3 separate regions of the Homo sapiens genome follow, and regions 1 and 3 are each linked to region 2. The links are chromatin loops, found by intact Hi-C in ENCODE. Cell type or tissue: mammary epithelial cell. All regions are shown on one strand. Region 1 overlaps CCN2-AS1 (CCN2 antisense RNA 1). Region 2 overlaps MOXD1 (monooxygenase DBH like 1). Region 3 overlaps MOXD1 (monooxygenase DBH like 1).

Evidence for each region. Peaks named below come from ENCODE experiments on the same cell type or tissue, not always from the same donor. Only the 100,000 strongest peaks of a DNase experiment are listed, where the experiment ranks them.
Region 1: it touches region 2 in a loop (6-fold over the local background); 3 of 110 quality-filtered maps call a loop at or near these places.
Region 3: a loop joins it to region 2, with 15 times the contacts of the local background. A loop is called at or near these places in 23 of 110 quality-filtered maps.

Annotation. Positions count from the first base shown.
Region 1 is chr6:131,921,943-131,926,942 of GRCh38, reverse strand. All of the region lies in intron 2 of CCN2-AS1 (CCN2 antisense RNA 1), which reads right to left. Among named protein-coding and RNA genes, the nearest start is that of CCN2-AS1, 22 kb to the right of the region's middle. In mammary epithelial cell, CTCF peaks have their summits at 1,877 (motif pointing left) and 3,367 (motif pointing left); a DNase peak (open chromatin) is centred at 3,372; H3K27ac peaks cover 301 bases.
Region 2 is chr6:132,390,165-132,395,164 of GRCh38, reverse strand. The region is part of intron 1 of MOXD1 (monooxygenase DBH like 1); the gene reads left to right. Among named protein-coding and RNA genes, the nearest start is that of MOXD1, 8.8 kb to the left of the region's middle. In mammary epithelial cell, a CTCF peak has its summit at 2,178 (motif pointing right); a DNase peak (open chromatin) is centred at 3,294; H3K27ac peaks cover 1,727 bases.
Region 3 is chr6:132,298,206-132,303,205 of GRCh38, reverse strand. The region is part of intron 10 of MOXD1 (monooxygenase DBH like 1); the gene reads left to right. Among named protein-coding and RNA genes, the nearest start is that of MOXD1, 100 kb to the left of the region's middle. In mammary epithelial cell, CTCF peaks have their summits at 2,682 (motif pointing left) and 4,669 (motif pointing right); no DNase peak of the experiment used is centred here.

The sequences.
Region 1 (5,000 bases), 470 kb after region 2:
TATATAAATGTATAAAGTAATATATTTAAGAATATATTAATGTATCATTGAAACTAATTTTACCTGTTTCTTTTTATTTTTTTAAATGGGACTCCTGAAAAATTTTCAATTATATATATGACTCATGTATTTCTTCTTTTTTTTTTTTTTTTTTAAGACAGAGTTTTGTTCTTGCTGCCCAGACTGGAGTACAACGGTGTGATATCGGCTCACCACAACCTCCACCTCCCGGGTTCAAGCCATTCTCCTGCCTCAGCCTCCTGAGTAGCTGGGATTACAGGTGCCTGCCACCACACCCAGCTAATTTATTTTGTGTTTTTAGTAGAGATGGAGTTTCACCATGTTGGCCAGGCTGGTCTTGAACTCTTGACCTCAGGTGATCTGCCTGTCTTGGCCTCCCCAAGTGCTGGGATTACAGGCATGAGCCACCACGCCCAGCCTGACTCATGCATTCCTATTGAACAGTACTACACTATTACATGTTGGTGTGTATATCCATTTAAATTGTTCAATAAATATAATTTTAATGGTTAAATACTGTACAAACTATTTGATAACCATTTTTTCCACTTCTCAATATGTCAAGAACATCTTGCCATAGCAATAGATAATCATCTACAACCTTGCAAAGACTAAAATGAATGAGAGATCCTTATTTGCCAGCATGAACTTACTGCTGAGCAAATTATTTGTGTTGGACCTCCATTCCTTAATTAGAACACCTCCTAAAATACTGAGGGCAGAGCAGAGAGGTAGCAGGTAGGGGAGCCCTGGACCATGCAATGAGATGTGTTTCCAAGAATCTAAGTACAGACTTGGATGAAAGGAGTATTTAAGAGCTAAACTTTTCATATTACATCTGCCCTAGTTGTAGTAACAATAAGAGACAATCATCTGTCAATAGCTTTTGTGGGCTATTCTGTCATTCAGGCTTATGCTCAAGCAATAATACCATTTTTAGGAGGTGACTATATAGTTGACAAACCATACAGCACCCACAGACTGCCTCTAAGCAACCAATACAAAACAGATTGATGAGACTTGCTGTACTTAAAGTCTTGTAAGAGAACAGGGAGTAATAAAGTCTCAAAATAGATTCTCTAATAAGAAAATTTTTCCTTAAATGTCAACTTTTGAATTTCAGCTCAACTATAGCAAATCTGTACTCCTCATACTTAAAGAATAATTATTCTTAGATGGAAATATACTGTATTTGATATATTGAATATACTGGCACAAAAAGGCTAAATTATTTCACAAGTTTTCAGATCCCAAAGGAATAGTTAATGGCACCAATACTCCTTGCACACTAAAAATTGTCTAGAGACAATATTCATCATCAACACTACTTCTCAGAGATGCAACATGGTTTTGGGAAAAAATTAGAGGTTTCTAGTGTTTCAACAACCTGCATTTAAATCCTGGATTCACATTTACCAGTTGTGTGATCTTAGAATGTAATTTAACCTTCCTAAACCTTTCCCCATCTTAAAAGGAAGCAGTAATAAATGCACTGTATGTCAACGTAAATATCAACATTTAGTATTTCATTCATTGGATCCTTTGAAGCATTTATTTTGTGCTAGGTACATAGTAGCTCATATATAAGTGCTAAGTAAAATTCTTTCTCTTTTCTTTTCCCCTTTATGTTACTTAAACATCTAACCCAGCTACACTGGAGAACACACAGGTAAAAGAGCAGAGATAGGAAGAAAATAAAAATAAAACATGACACCCTGCCATAAAAGACTAATAGGATTATATACAGTTTGGGTTTTTTTCCCCCTCATTTCGCTTGCCCCTAATGATTTTGTTTCAAAAGACATTGCAATGGAAGTCCACTGCAATAGAGTCATTTGCTCTTTCTTTTGTATTACACTGACATCGTGTGGCCATCTGAAGACGTCTCTAGAAATTGACAACTGTCATTCCCAGATTTTTAACCTTCAGCTGCAGAGATGCCATATGAGTAGTTGAATCTCTACATTTAAGAACCAAATGACAAAACAAGTCCCTTTTGGAGGCTTTAAACATATTATATACATAGATAATTCTAAGAATTCAGATTAGCTGAATAATTTGACATATTATTCTGTTATGGTTTAGATAGTTAATAAAATATTTATTTTTTGTTTGTTTTAGGGAGAAAGGTCTCATCCTGCCACCCAGACTGGAGTGCAATAGCATGATCATAGGTCACCACAGCACCAAATTTCTGGGCTTAAGCTATCCTCCTGCCTCAGCCTCTGAACTAGCTAGGACTACAGTCACATACCATCATGCCTGGCTAATTTTTTTTTTTTTTTTTGGTTGAGACAGGGTCTTGCTATGTTGCCCTGGACTGGTCTCAAACTCCTGGCCTCAAGCAATCCTCAAGCCTCAGCCTCCCAAAGTGCTGGGATTATAGATGCGAGCCACTGTTGTCAGTCCATTAGTCTTGATTTACACTTTAGTAATTTTCTTTTGTGATTTGGAGACAAAACTTTACAAACATTTTTGTAGGCCTTTAAAACTTTATATCCATAAGCACTGTATCTGGAGCACCTAATAGATGAAATATTGTTTTATGACAGGGCTTCCCAAGTCATCAGAATCCTTGGCATAGGATTTGTTAAAACAAAGATTGGTGGTCTCCATCCTCAGAGTTTTTGACTCTGTAGGTCTGAGGTGGGATCTGAAAATTTGCATTTCTAACAAATTTCCTGGTGATGCTGATACTCCTGGTCCCAGCACTACATTTGAGAACCACTGGTGTTGTGTTTGCAACTGCTAGGATTCAGAGCAGACCATGAGTGAGGTGAATTCCACTTAGAGGAGCAAGGGTATGTGCAGCTGTATAGAAGATATTTGATTTTTACCTCAAACTGCTTACCATGTGGCAAGAGGTACTGTCCGAAAGACATGGTGGTGCTGCAGTGGGCAGTGGAGTTCCAGTTTTTCTATTAATTTGTAGAAATCCCCTGGGAAGGTCATTGCCTCTCTCTGGGGTTCGGTGCTGCCTGCACAGAGTGAGTTTTGAGGATCAAAAAATTATGAGATAGCAGGGCACTGTATCCATGAGAGTTAATACTTTATCAGTATTAAGTGAGAAATCAAAATAATGTGGAAGCATAATATTCTTTATATGCAGTCTAAACACTAATGCAATGCAAGAGAGCAGGAAAACCTAAGTGAGAAAGAAGTGGTTTGGCACACCATTAGCTAAGGCTAAAAAGGCCCTCAGGACCAGCTACTCTCCCATAGCTTCAGAATACAATTGCTAAAAACCTGGAGTGAACTGAAGACTGTAACCTTATTTTACAAATGAGAGTACCAGCACGGATGAAATTGCAGTTGCAAACTGGCCTCTGAACCTAGCAAGACCCATGTCCAACAGCGACACCTTGTGGCAATGACTTAGATAGCTGCACTGAGGGACAGCTGACTCCAATGCTCTCTGTCTGGGGCTTGGAAGAGGACCAACTCCCTTTATATTGAATAATCCTGAGGAATTCTTCAATAATTTGGGGGAGAAAGTAAGACCTCAAAAGAGAGACACTGGATTCTTGCATAAAGAATAAAATCCAGGCATCTGGATTTTTTTAAATTACACAGAAAAATTGTGACCAGATTTGTATATTAAAAATCAGTAATATGGGTCATGTGTGTAATATAATATTTGTTTCTGCTGTGGGAGAGTCAAGCAGGACTCAGTCTTCTGTATCTAGATCTGTAAAGGGCTCCAATAATGAGAGAAGGAGCAGCTGTCACTGGTCCTACTCTGTTGTTAAATATATCTATGGGTGCTAAGGACTACTTGAATGAATAACCTCAGGTGTTAAGAATTTGCTAGATGGATTTATGTTTCTGAGCTGTAGATAAACTGAACATTCTCCCACTACAAACCTAGAAATTGTGGGTAAAATATAGCCAACATTATTTTAAATGCATTGTTGAGCTCTCAAGAAAAAAGAGGAATTCTACAGGGCCTTCAAATAATAATAAATTTAAAACTATGAGTGCCAAATAACACGGAGGCCACCTTGGAAGGGAGGAGAGTTTCCAGTCCCAGTAACCAAAAGTCTGCAGTTTTAGCACCCATATGAGCACAGAATGTAAAACGCTGAACCCAGCTGATGAAGCTGAAACTACAACCATCACCCCATGACCATCCCCCAATAAAGCCAGAACACTTACTGAACCAAAACTTCATTGAAGGGGTGGGTTAGAAAAAATCCACTCACTAGCACAAGGAGAAACAGTTTGATCTGTTTGGATAGGAAAACAATTTTCCTCACCATTTATATCTGTGAGTCTTCCCATAAAACTCCTTGAGGTTTGAAACAGTACTACCTATATGGTCTGAGAACCCCCAAGCCAGGAGATTAATAGTTAGTCCCAATATACAAATATCTCGGGTATCTGACTGAAGCAAACTGGAAACCTCTTCAGAGGGGCATAGTTCCAAGTCAGGTTGTAGAGGATTTCTACAGATGAAGTCTAAGATGAGTTCGCAATTCAAAATTACAAAACATAATTTAAAATGATCATCCATGAGAGAATGTTGGGATACAAAAGCAAGAATAATAGACCACAACCCACAAGTTAACAGAAAGGAGGAGCAGAACATCAGTTAGGGATGGGGATGGGATAAGGAATAGGTCTCCACTCCATGCAAGTGGAAATGACTGCTAGTGGCTCTCCTGAGCTCTGTGTTGAGAATGTTCTGAGGCCATGTCCAGGCTCCATGGGAAAGCTTCATTGTCATATTTAGTGTTCTCTTCCTATTAGAAAAGTGTGTTTATTTTTCTCTCTTTCTTTGTCAATCTTCTCAGACAAATGAAAACAATTTACTTTACCCAAAGCACTAAAAAGAAAAAAAAAATCGACACACATATTTATCTATTTGTCTTCCCTCCCTGCCCTCACCAGCACCTGTGACTGTTCTTGACACATAGAAGGCGCTCACCTGATTTTTAATTTTTATGGGTACATAGTAGGTGTATATATTGATGAGGTAC
Region 2 (5,000 bases):
TCCTTTCAGCATCTTGAATATATCAGCCCATTCTTTCCTAGTCTATAAGGTTTCTGCTGTTAGTCTAGTCTGACAGACGTACCTTTATAAGTGACTTGATGCTTTTCTCTTGCTTTTTTGAGTTTTCTCTGTGTCTTTCACCTCTGATATTTTGACTATAATGTGCTGAGCAGAAGAACTTTTTGAATTGTATCTATATGGAGAACTTTGAGCCTCTTGTTTCTGGATATCTAAAGTTTTTTGCAAGACTTGGGAAGTTTTTATCTATTGTTTTGTTAAATAGGTTTTCTAACTCCTTCATTTTCTCTTCACCTTCTCAGATCCTAAATTCAAATACTTGGTCACTTTATGATGTTATATAGGCTTTGCTCATTCTTTTTTTATCCTTTTAATTTATTTTTGTCTGAGTTATTTCAAAATACCTCTCTTCAAGTTCTGAGATTCTTTTGCTTCATCTAGTCTGTTGTTGAAACTTTAGAATGTATTTTTTATTTAATTCAATGAATTCTTCAGTTGTAGAATTTCTGTTTGGTCTCTTTTTTTATGACATCTATCTCTTTGGTAAATTTCTCATTTATTTCCTGAATTGCTTTTCTGGTTTCTTTGCATTATTTTTCAGTATTCTGTTGTGTCTTACTGAGCTTCTTTAAAATCAATATTTTGAATTCTTTTTTGGGGGGTATTTCTTAAATTTCTTTTTGATGAGAATCTGTTGCTGGATAATTATGGTGTGCCTTTGGAGATACCATATTTCCTTATTTTTTCATGCTTCTTGTGTCCTTACATTGATCATTTGTGCATCTGATATAACAGTTGCTCCAGTTTTTTGAATTTGCTTTCATAGGGGATGACATTTCTTGAAGATTTATCTACGGTGTTGGCTGGGTAGGGCACTTTGGCCTTGACTCTAGGTGTGGGTGGTTGTATAGTCTCTGTGTAATTTTTCCAGCTGTAAACAGTGTCAGTGGTGTCTGTGATTTCCTCAGTGGTTTAGGGTGTGATTATTAGTGGAGGTTGTGGTGAAGTTTTGCTGGGAACTAGGACATTAGGTGGGCCAGTCTTTGGGCCTCAGTGGTGGCAGCAGTGGGTTGAGCATTAGCCTCTCCAGGTGCTGGGAATATCATGGTGGGTCAGGAGGATGGGCAGGTTATCATGCTTCTGGGTAGCAGGTATGCTGTGGCAATGGCAGTAGCTGTGGTGGGACAACTTTCTGGAACCCAAGTGGTCAGTGCTGGTGTTGGTGATGTCCATGATGAACTGGGCAAGCTGGTCCTCAGTCCTGCAGATGGCACATGAAAATGTATAGCTGCCTTTTTGTTGGGGTGGCAAGGTCACTTCCAGTGGCTCCTGCCTCAGCCCAACAGTGGTGTCTGTGGGTGATGAGTGTCAGTTGGGCTCCAGGGATATGGAGGTGCAGGGGCTCTTGGGCCCCCAGGCAGAACACATTCTGGCAGGGGCGGGGCTTTCATAATGGCACAGTGCTGCAGCTGCTTAGGACTTGGGGGTTTGTAGGACTCAGCATGAGCTCCCTGTCTAGAACAATGCCATTATGTGATCTCTAGGCAGTTCTCTGTGAGTCTCAGGGCCCATGAGAGTCCAGGGGCTCTCCTATGGCTAGCATTGTAGAATTCTGTGGCAGGAATGTGGACCACTTGGTGTCTCTCACTTACCCTTTCCTCACATTAAGGAGCCTCTCCGGGCTCCCAGCTGATCCCAGCTAAGCTGGCTTCCTTGCTTCCCTCTCCTTCCTTGCTTTCAGTGCTTCCCATCACTTCTCTGTTGAATTCCAGTATTCTCTCTCAGATGATCTATTCAAAATGTGATTATCTAATTGCTATTTTAGCTCCTCTCTCTGGAAAAGGTGAGTACCAGATGCATTTAGTCAGCCATCTTGAAGCTTCCTGTCTACATGCATCCTTTCTCTGTTGGCACTACTGAAATTGGGGGCAATCTTTACTTATTCTCCTTTCCTTTTCCCACCCCCTTCTCTGTCTGACACACACACACACACACTCACTCCACTCACAAGGAGTTGGAAGCAGTTGGTAATTTTTCAACTGTCCTCCTATTCTATACCCTCTCCACCCTAGAAAAAGACTTCTGAAATTCAGCAACCATATATTTTTCAGTAGCTGGCAATCATTAATTCAGGGTTAGATCCAATGAGACTACCTCCAGAGGGCAGTGTGACATTTACCTGCAGACCTGTGGAGTTAAGAAATCAGATTTTACTTAAGGCCACAGGCCCTTTAAAACTATATCCAGGGACCTGGCATATGGAAATTTGCGCTGCCCATTTTAACCTTTTTGACTCCTTCTGGAGATATTTCCGCAAAGAGGATATTAACAGGTATGATCAAGATGGGAAAGAAAAGAGAGAAATGTGGTTGTAAAGTGAAGCCTATCTCAACATAATCTATTGGATAAATTGTTCTGGAGCAGCTCATGCTTGTGGAAACATTTCCCTTGAATGCTGCCGAGGTCAGTTTCTACACCATCTTTCACAGAAGTGTCAGGGTGAGGTGGGAAGCCATCTCCTTTTGCACTGGCTTTTCAAAACCTCACTATTTTGTCTCAGTGAATCAGTTCAGCTCTCATTGCCCTGATGGATTCATGTCCTTTCCTTGTTCTTTGCCCCTTTTTGACACAGAGCAACTCCACCCCCGCCCGAATCATTTAGCAACTGTGAGTGCCCATTTGAGGCAAGTAATGCAGCCGATGAATGCTGAGTTTGTGTGAATTAGAGAAGAGAGCAACGTTGTTGAATATGCCTGTTGAATTTGCATGAAAATTGATTCACCCTTCTTATGGGGGTATAAATCGCTGGTGAATGGAGGCTGAAACATATGTTATCATTTCTTACAGCCTTGCTTGCTTGTCTCAAAAACTGAGGCCTGTGATGCGAAGTGTCTTCAGCAGCAGGGTAATTGCTGCCGGGCCACTTGCTGAGGAAGTGCTTGGAACTGATTTGAAATCACAGAAAACAGTGAGCATTCTTTGTGGTTAACGATGTGCTTCTTTTAAGCACACCCCAGCCAACGGCGACAAAGAAATGTTTGGAAAGCAAATTGAAAGGCTGTAAGGGAGAGATGAAGAGAGTGTGCAACCCTGACACAGCTCAGCTGGTGCTTTGTTAAGAGATATTTATAAGTCTTCAGATTATGCCCCCCAATTTCCAGGCAACGAAGAGACTTCTCCAAGTGTCGTGCTTTGTGCATTAGTAATAAGGACACATGCTCCACAGTAATGCTGGAACACAGGATGATGCTCTTCAGCTGTGTGCTTCTTCCTGGCGGAGCAGATGATTTCATAATTAGCCTGAGGAAACAGGCAGACCTAACAGCCAAGGAAACAATGCACCTGAATTGACAAACGAAGTTCAAGGCTTTAGGCAACCAATGGCATATTTCTAGAGTGTTGGAAGGAGAGGCAAGAGTCTACTTCAAAGAAACTGAATGGTGGTTTATTGATTTTTCATTTGTAATAGAGCCATATTAAAATAAAGTTACTGGTGAAGGGGATGAATTCATTACACATTGTCATGTTTCTGGAAGTATTTGATCCATACGTAATACAAAAAAACTGCGTATGGATGACTCACAATGCTTTTTATTGTAACTTAAAAAAAACTGGTAAAGAACTTTTAAACAGGAAAAACATTTCTCCAGGAAGCTTCTTCTAAATCTATTTCTTTTTAACTTGTTAAATTTCAGTAGAAAAAAAAAGCTGTTCATAAGGACACCATATAGCATATACGCAAAAATGTCTGCAAAAATAATTTCAAATGGATAATTTTTATTAACTGTAAGCTAGGGATTGTATATCTGAGTATCATACAAATAATGTATAGATCAGATTTAATTTATTATGAAGGTCTATCTTATTCATCTAATTTAGCCAAACATTGTGAGAAAATCTTGACGCCATTCTTTCTTTTATGAGCTAAATATTGATTTTTGCATATTTACTCGCTGCCTCTTAAGAGCTCATATTTCGGTTGATTCCCCTCAAACCTCCTACTCTTCCTTGCCTCTCCCCTCAATGTTTCAGGTGAGAAAACTAAACCTTAGGTAACTATTAAATGGCGTATTGGGCCATACAGATCAGCAGCCTGGATTTATTCCTCTGAGTCCCAGTTTGGTACTCTTCTTCTCCTGAAAGCAAACTGTAGCTTACATAAAAACATATGTTAATTTTCCTCCTAAATAGTGAAAGAACATGTATAATCAGATACATTTTAAACAAATTGATAAAATGAAATCATGGCATTTCTCTTACTGCTTTTATTCCACTATAAATGGCACACTGACACATTTCCATAATATGATTTTTATGATTTTTCATTCATCATATGCCATACCTTGTGATAAGTCCTTACAGTGTGTTCTCATGCAATTCTCGTGATAGTCCTGTGAGGTCAATATCTTATTACTCTCATTTTGTAGGTGTATAAATGTGGGCCTTCATGTCACAAAGCATGGAAATTGTCTGTGGCTGTCATATGACTGTTTCAGGAAAGTACTCAGAATGTTGGAATGTTCATTTACTGAATATTCACTGAATGTTTATTGAACACTTCGAGATGCTGGGGACACAACATTGAATGAGATAAAACCATTGGTATCACGGAGCCCGTATTGTGGTGGTGGGGGTAGCATTAAACAAATAAATAAGCAAGAGAAACATCAGAAAGTACTAAGTGCTAAGTGCTGTGCAGATAATTAAAACGGAGTGATGTGATAAGCAGTGTGTCTGTGTGGCTATTTGAGATCAGGATGCTGATACTCAAAACATGAAAGAAAACAAGTGTCCCAAGTTTTGAAGGTTGTCTTTCGACGTTAACCATAGTGTGTACAATTCAAAGCATTATGTACTATGAAGAAGATGATCTGGCATAGGCATCAAAGAACTCAGTAGACCTTGAATACAGGAAACTACCTACCTGGGGAAAATATAATTAATGTTTTTTTCAAATGTGTCTGAACCGCATGAGCTCTCTT
Region 3 (5,000 bases), 92 kb after region 2:
AAAAGCTGTATTTATTGAAGTTTGTTTCATCATTTTTTTGGTTTGTTTTGTGCTTTTCATATCCTGCTTAAAAAATCTTTGCCTACTCAAGGGAAGACTTTCTCTTGTTTTCCCCCTGAAAAGTTCACAGTTTTAGCTTTTACATTTAGGTGGATCCATTTTGAACACATTTTTGTGTGTAGTGTAAGGTAAATCCAACGTTCTTTGTTTTTCATATAGATATCAAGTTGTGCAAGAACCATTTGATGAAAGAAAACTACCTTTTTACTATTGAATTACTTTGGAATATTTGTTGGAAAATCATTTGTCCATATATTGGTTCTTTCTGGATTTTCTATTCTGTTTCATTGCTCTATATGTTTAGCCTTACTCTAAAACCACATTTAATTATTATAGTTTTATAGGAAGTCTTAAATGTAGGTCTCCAAAACTTTGTCATTTTTTCCCAAAATTATTTTGATAGTCTAGGTTTATTCTATTTTCATACATATATTTAAATCAACTTGTCAATTTCATTTTTAAAAAGGACCTGCTGGGATTTGATTGGGATTATACTGAATTTCTAGACAATTTGAGAGAATTGATACCTTAACAATATTGAGTCTTCTAATCTATGAACATGGTATGCCTCTTCACTTATTTACTGTTCTTTCATTTCTCTAAGCACTTTTTTGTGGTTTTCAATATAGAAGTTTTGCGCATGTTTTGTTAATAATATGTTTTTTTAAGTTTTAGTTATCCTTGTCTGCTAATTCTTTAATCTCTGTCATTTCAAGATCTTGGAGTATTGACTGATTTTTTCTTCTAGTTTAGATTCACATTTACATACTTGTTGATGTGTTTAATAATTTTTTGACTAGACATAGACAACAGGACATTATGCACATTCTGTTAATTAGTACTAGGTTGTTTTTATTTCTTTAAAGAACCTTGTTAGCGTGAGTCTAGAATAGATGTTTACTCCGTGTAGTCAACAGAGACATTCCACTCTGGCTAGTTTGAGCTCAAATGTCTGCTAGCTCTATACAGGCTCTGGGAATTGTTTAGGTCACAATCTTCTAGTTGTTCATTGCCCAGTCTTGTGGATTTTACCCTAAATATAGTTGGCTTATTGCTTAGTTACTGACTCAGAGGATCCTTATACAAATTTTTCCTCTGCAGTAGTCTACCTTGAATATGTAAGCTTCTTCAGACTCCCTTAACTCTGGTCTTCATCTCCTTAACTTATTGAGATCGTCATTTTCTGTTTCGAAATTCCCTTTCCTGCATTCTGGTTCAGAGAATGCTTCTAGGCAGAAAGCTGGGATGAACATAATATTCAAACACCTTATTTGTTTCCTTCCTTTTGGGGATCATAGTTCTGTGCTATTTTCCAATGTCCAAACCAGCTGTTTCATATGGTTTGTCGAATTTTGAGTTTTTTACAGGAAGTTAGTGTCAGTTACTCCAACATGGCCAAAAGTGGAAGTCTGTTAATGAATTTTTGTTCCTTTTGCTAGTTTTTGATCACATGTTTACTTGCTTGATGGATGGAGAGTGTGTAATATAGTTCATTTAGCTATAAGTACATGGACTTTGTTTCTTGGTTAAATCTTCCATCTCTCTTCCTTCCTTCTCCTTCTCTACCCCGAGAAAGACATTAGCAATAAAACTTTTAAAACAGGAGTCCAGAGAGGCTCAGATAAGAAATGTAACCACAGATTATTTTTCTCCATCTGCTTTTCAATTTATATAGAACAGAGGGACCAAGTATAAAAATCATTAAACTTTTAAAATTTCCATTGATCAGTTTGAATTTATAAGAATAAATAGCTTTATGTTCCACTTAAAAATTTAAAAAATTACTCTACCATGGTGTATTGCAGTCAACTTTGCTATCTTCTTAGAAAAACATGTCTCAGAGTTTAGATGGAATTTACAAAGGAAAATTACCCATCAATATTAAAGCATAATAATAACACTGTTTTTTATTGACTACAGTAATATATATATATATATATATATATAATACCATTCGTTTACATGTATGTATGGAGAGACATTTACACACTGACAAGATATGCAGAAATGTAACTTTTTATTTCTGTAACATTCCCAATTATTTCCAACTAATCCCTAATCCCAGTAAAAGCAGAAATACTTGCTACTTTAAGGTTACCTGGTTTAAAGCTTAGTCTTTTTGAAAAAAAGTATTCAGGATAAATATTCACTTTTTCTGTCTGCTCTTTTCTCTAGGAAATAATTTGGAAGTGTGTAGGATAGGCTAGAAAGGTTAGAGATGACAAGTAGGATGTTTATTAGTATAAAGTTATTATAGAACAGGGGCCTAAACCAAGTTAGTGGGAGTGGAAAGGAGATGATAAATATGAGACAAAGATGCCATCTCAGAAAGGTTGATGACCACATCCCCAGGTCACCCAGCCTCAGTCATTCTGTCTCCAACATACGCGCCATTGGGCTTGGCCTTTCTACATATCTGTTCTAAAAACTGACAAATGGGGTTACACCTCTTCTGTCACTTTATGTTGGACAATCTCAATAATAGGCAATTTAGTAAATTATTATAGCAGCAAAGCTTTTTAAGATTTCATCTGTGTATAATGGTCACACTATTCACTCTTAACAGCGGGGCACCAGAGGCTTTAGGCAACCTAAGCACCATAGTAAAGCTGTCGTGCCACCTTGTGGTGTTTCAGATGGTTACAGACTGATGATTTTCCCCTAGCATTTATCTGGTTATAAAATTGATTTTCTCTTTTTCAAATTAGGCATTTTATCTTTTTGAAAAGTAAATTTTATTTTTAATAATTGACTTAAAATGATCAATAGCTGTAGCTTTTAGTGCTTTTAAAAGGACATTGTATGCAAATATAATAACTTCTTTCAAGTCAAGTTTTTGCTTGATACTAATTCTGGATTGTGTCTCTACAAAATTGTCACAATATGTTTAATTTTCAAATGCTATAGATTTTAGGCCATTGCTAGGTATGTTTATGTAATGCAATGCTGATTGCTCTTACTTTATGGGGCTTCACTTTAAGGTCTTTGTATAAAATAATGCATTTAAAACTCAACAAAGATATATATTGATTCTAATTAAAGGAAATTATGAAAAATGTAAAGATCTATATATATTACCTATTTTCCTCATTGTCTCACTTATTAGATATGGAAGAAATATTTCAAATTTAGACATAAAAAATTATCTTTATAACTCCAAGAAATTAATAAGGAACTTTTAATTTACTTAAAAAGATGATATTCAATGTGCCTGAGTGGGTTATGTATGTTAAGAGAGAGAGAGAGAGAGAGAGAGGGAGAGAGAAATGACATAAATAAATTTTAAAAATATGAAGATTAATGTATATTCTTCAGCTGAGATTATTTGATAATTATAGAAATTACTGTAACATCTTGGGATGTTATGAGTGCCAGATACTTTCTAGTCACCATGATAATTTCCTGCAAGGTCCATGGATTAATGTAAAATTTTGTGACATGCCAGCACTTACACTTTTCCCTTTTTCAGGAATCAATAATATAAAACTTATATTTAATGAAAGACAACACCTGAAAACTATCTTTTCAAGCAAGTTATGTCATTCACTTTTTCACTTCACTTTTTCTGTCACTTCTTCTGTCTGCTCATGTCATTCTTGTGATTTCTTTTTCCTTTCTTGAATATTTGGCATGTGATTTTTGGAGTGGCAGGTGAAGGCAGAGTGTATTCTATATAGGGTATTTTTTTTCTCAGTACATTTTTAAAATTTCAACTTTTATTTTAGGTTCAAGGGATGCATGTTTAGGTTTGTTACAATGGTATATTGTGTGAAACTGAGGTTTAGAGTATGAATGATTCCATCACCCAGGTAGTGAGCCAGGCACCCAACAGGTAGTTTTTTCATTCTTGTCTCCCTCTCTCCCTCTCTCTCTAGTAGTTCCCAGTGTCTGTTTTTCCCATCTTTATGTCTATGTGTATTCAATGATTAGATCCCACTTATATGTGAGAACACGCGGTTTTTGGTTTTCTGTTCCTGTGTAATTCACTTAGGATGATGGCCTCCAGATGCACCCATGCTGCTGCAAAGGACATGATTTCTTTCTTTTTTTGTGTGGCTACATAGTATTCCATGGTGTATATGTACCACATTTTCTTTATCTAGTCCACCTTTGATGGACACCTTGGTTGATTCCATGTCTTTGCTATTGTGAATAGTGCTATGATGAACATACAAATGCATGTGGTCTTTTTGGTAGAACTATTTATTTTCCTTTGGGTGTATAGCTAGTAATAGGATTACTGGGTTGAATGGTAGTTCTGTTTTAAGTTCTTTGAGAAATCTACAAACTGCTTCCACAGTTGGCTGAACTAATTTACATCCCCACCAACAATGTATAAGCATTGTCTTTTCTCTGCAACCTTGCCAATATCAGTTGTTGTTTTTTTTTGCATTTTAATAATAGCCCTTCTGACTGGTGAGATGGTATCTCACTCTGGTTTTTATTTGCATTTTTCTGATGATTATTAGTGATGTGGAGCATTTTTTCATGTTTTTTGGCCTTATGTATGTCTTCTTTTGAGAAATGAGTAAAATTTTTGAAGCATTGATCAAATCACATTTTTTGTTGTATTTGTCTTCTCACTTAGCTAAGCCAAAACAGATCAGCCAGCAGGGGTCAGGCTTTTATAGTGTATGGGTTTGAACTTTCCATCTCTCACAGTATCTTTTAGGAACCTGCAGGTTTCTTGATTACACCATTAGCATTGTACTTTTCAGAAATGAATGCTTACCAGTTAATTTTTTAACTAGAACCAAACCAAATTAATGTAGAATTGTGAGACTCTGTAGAAGCTTTCTGAGACAAAATTATTTGTTTAAATTTTGACCGGGCATGGTGGCTCACACCTATAATCCCAGCACTTTGAGTGGTGGAGGTGGGAGGGTTGCTTGCGCCTGGGAGTTCCAGACCAACCTGGGCAACATAGCAAGACCCCATAT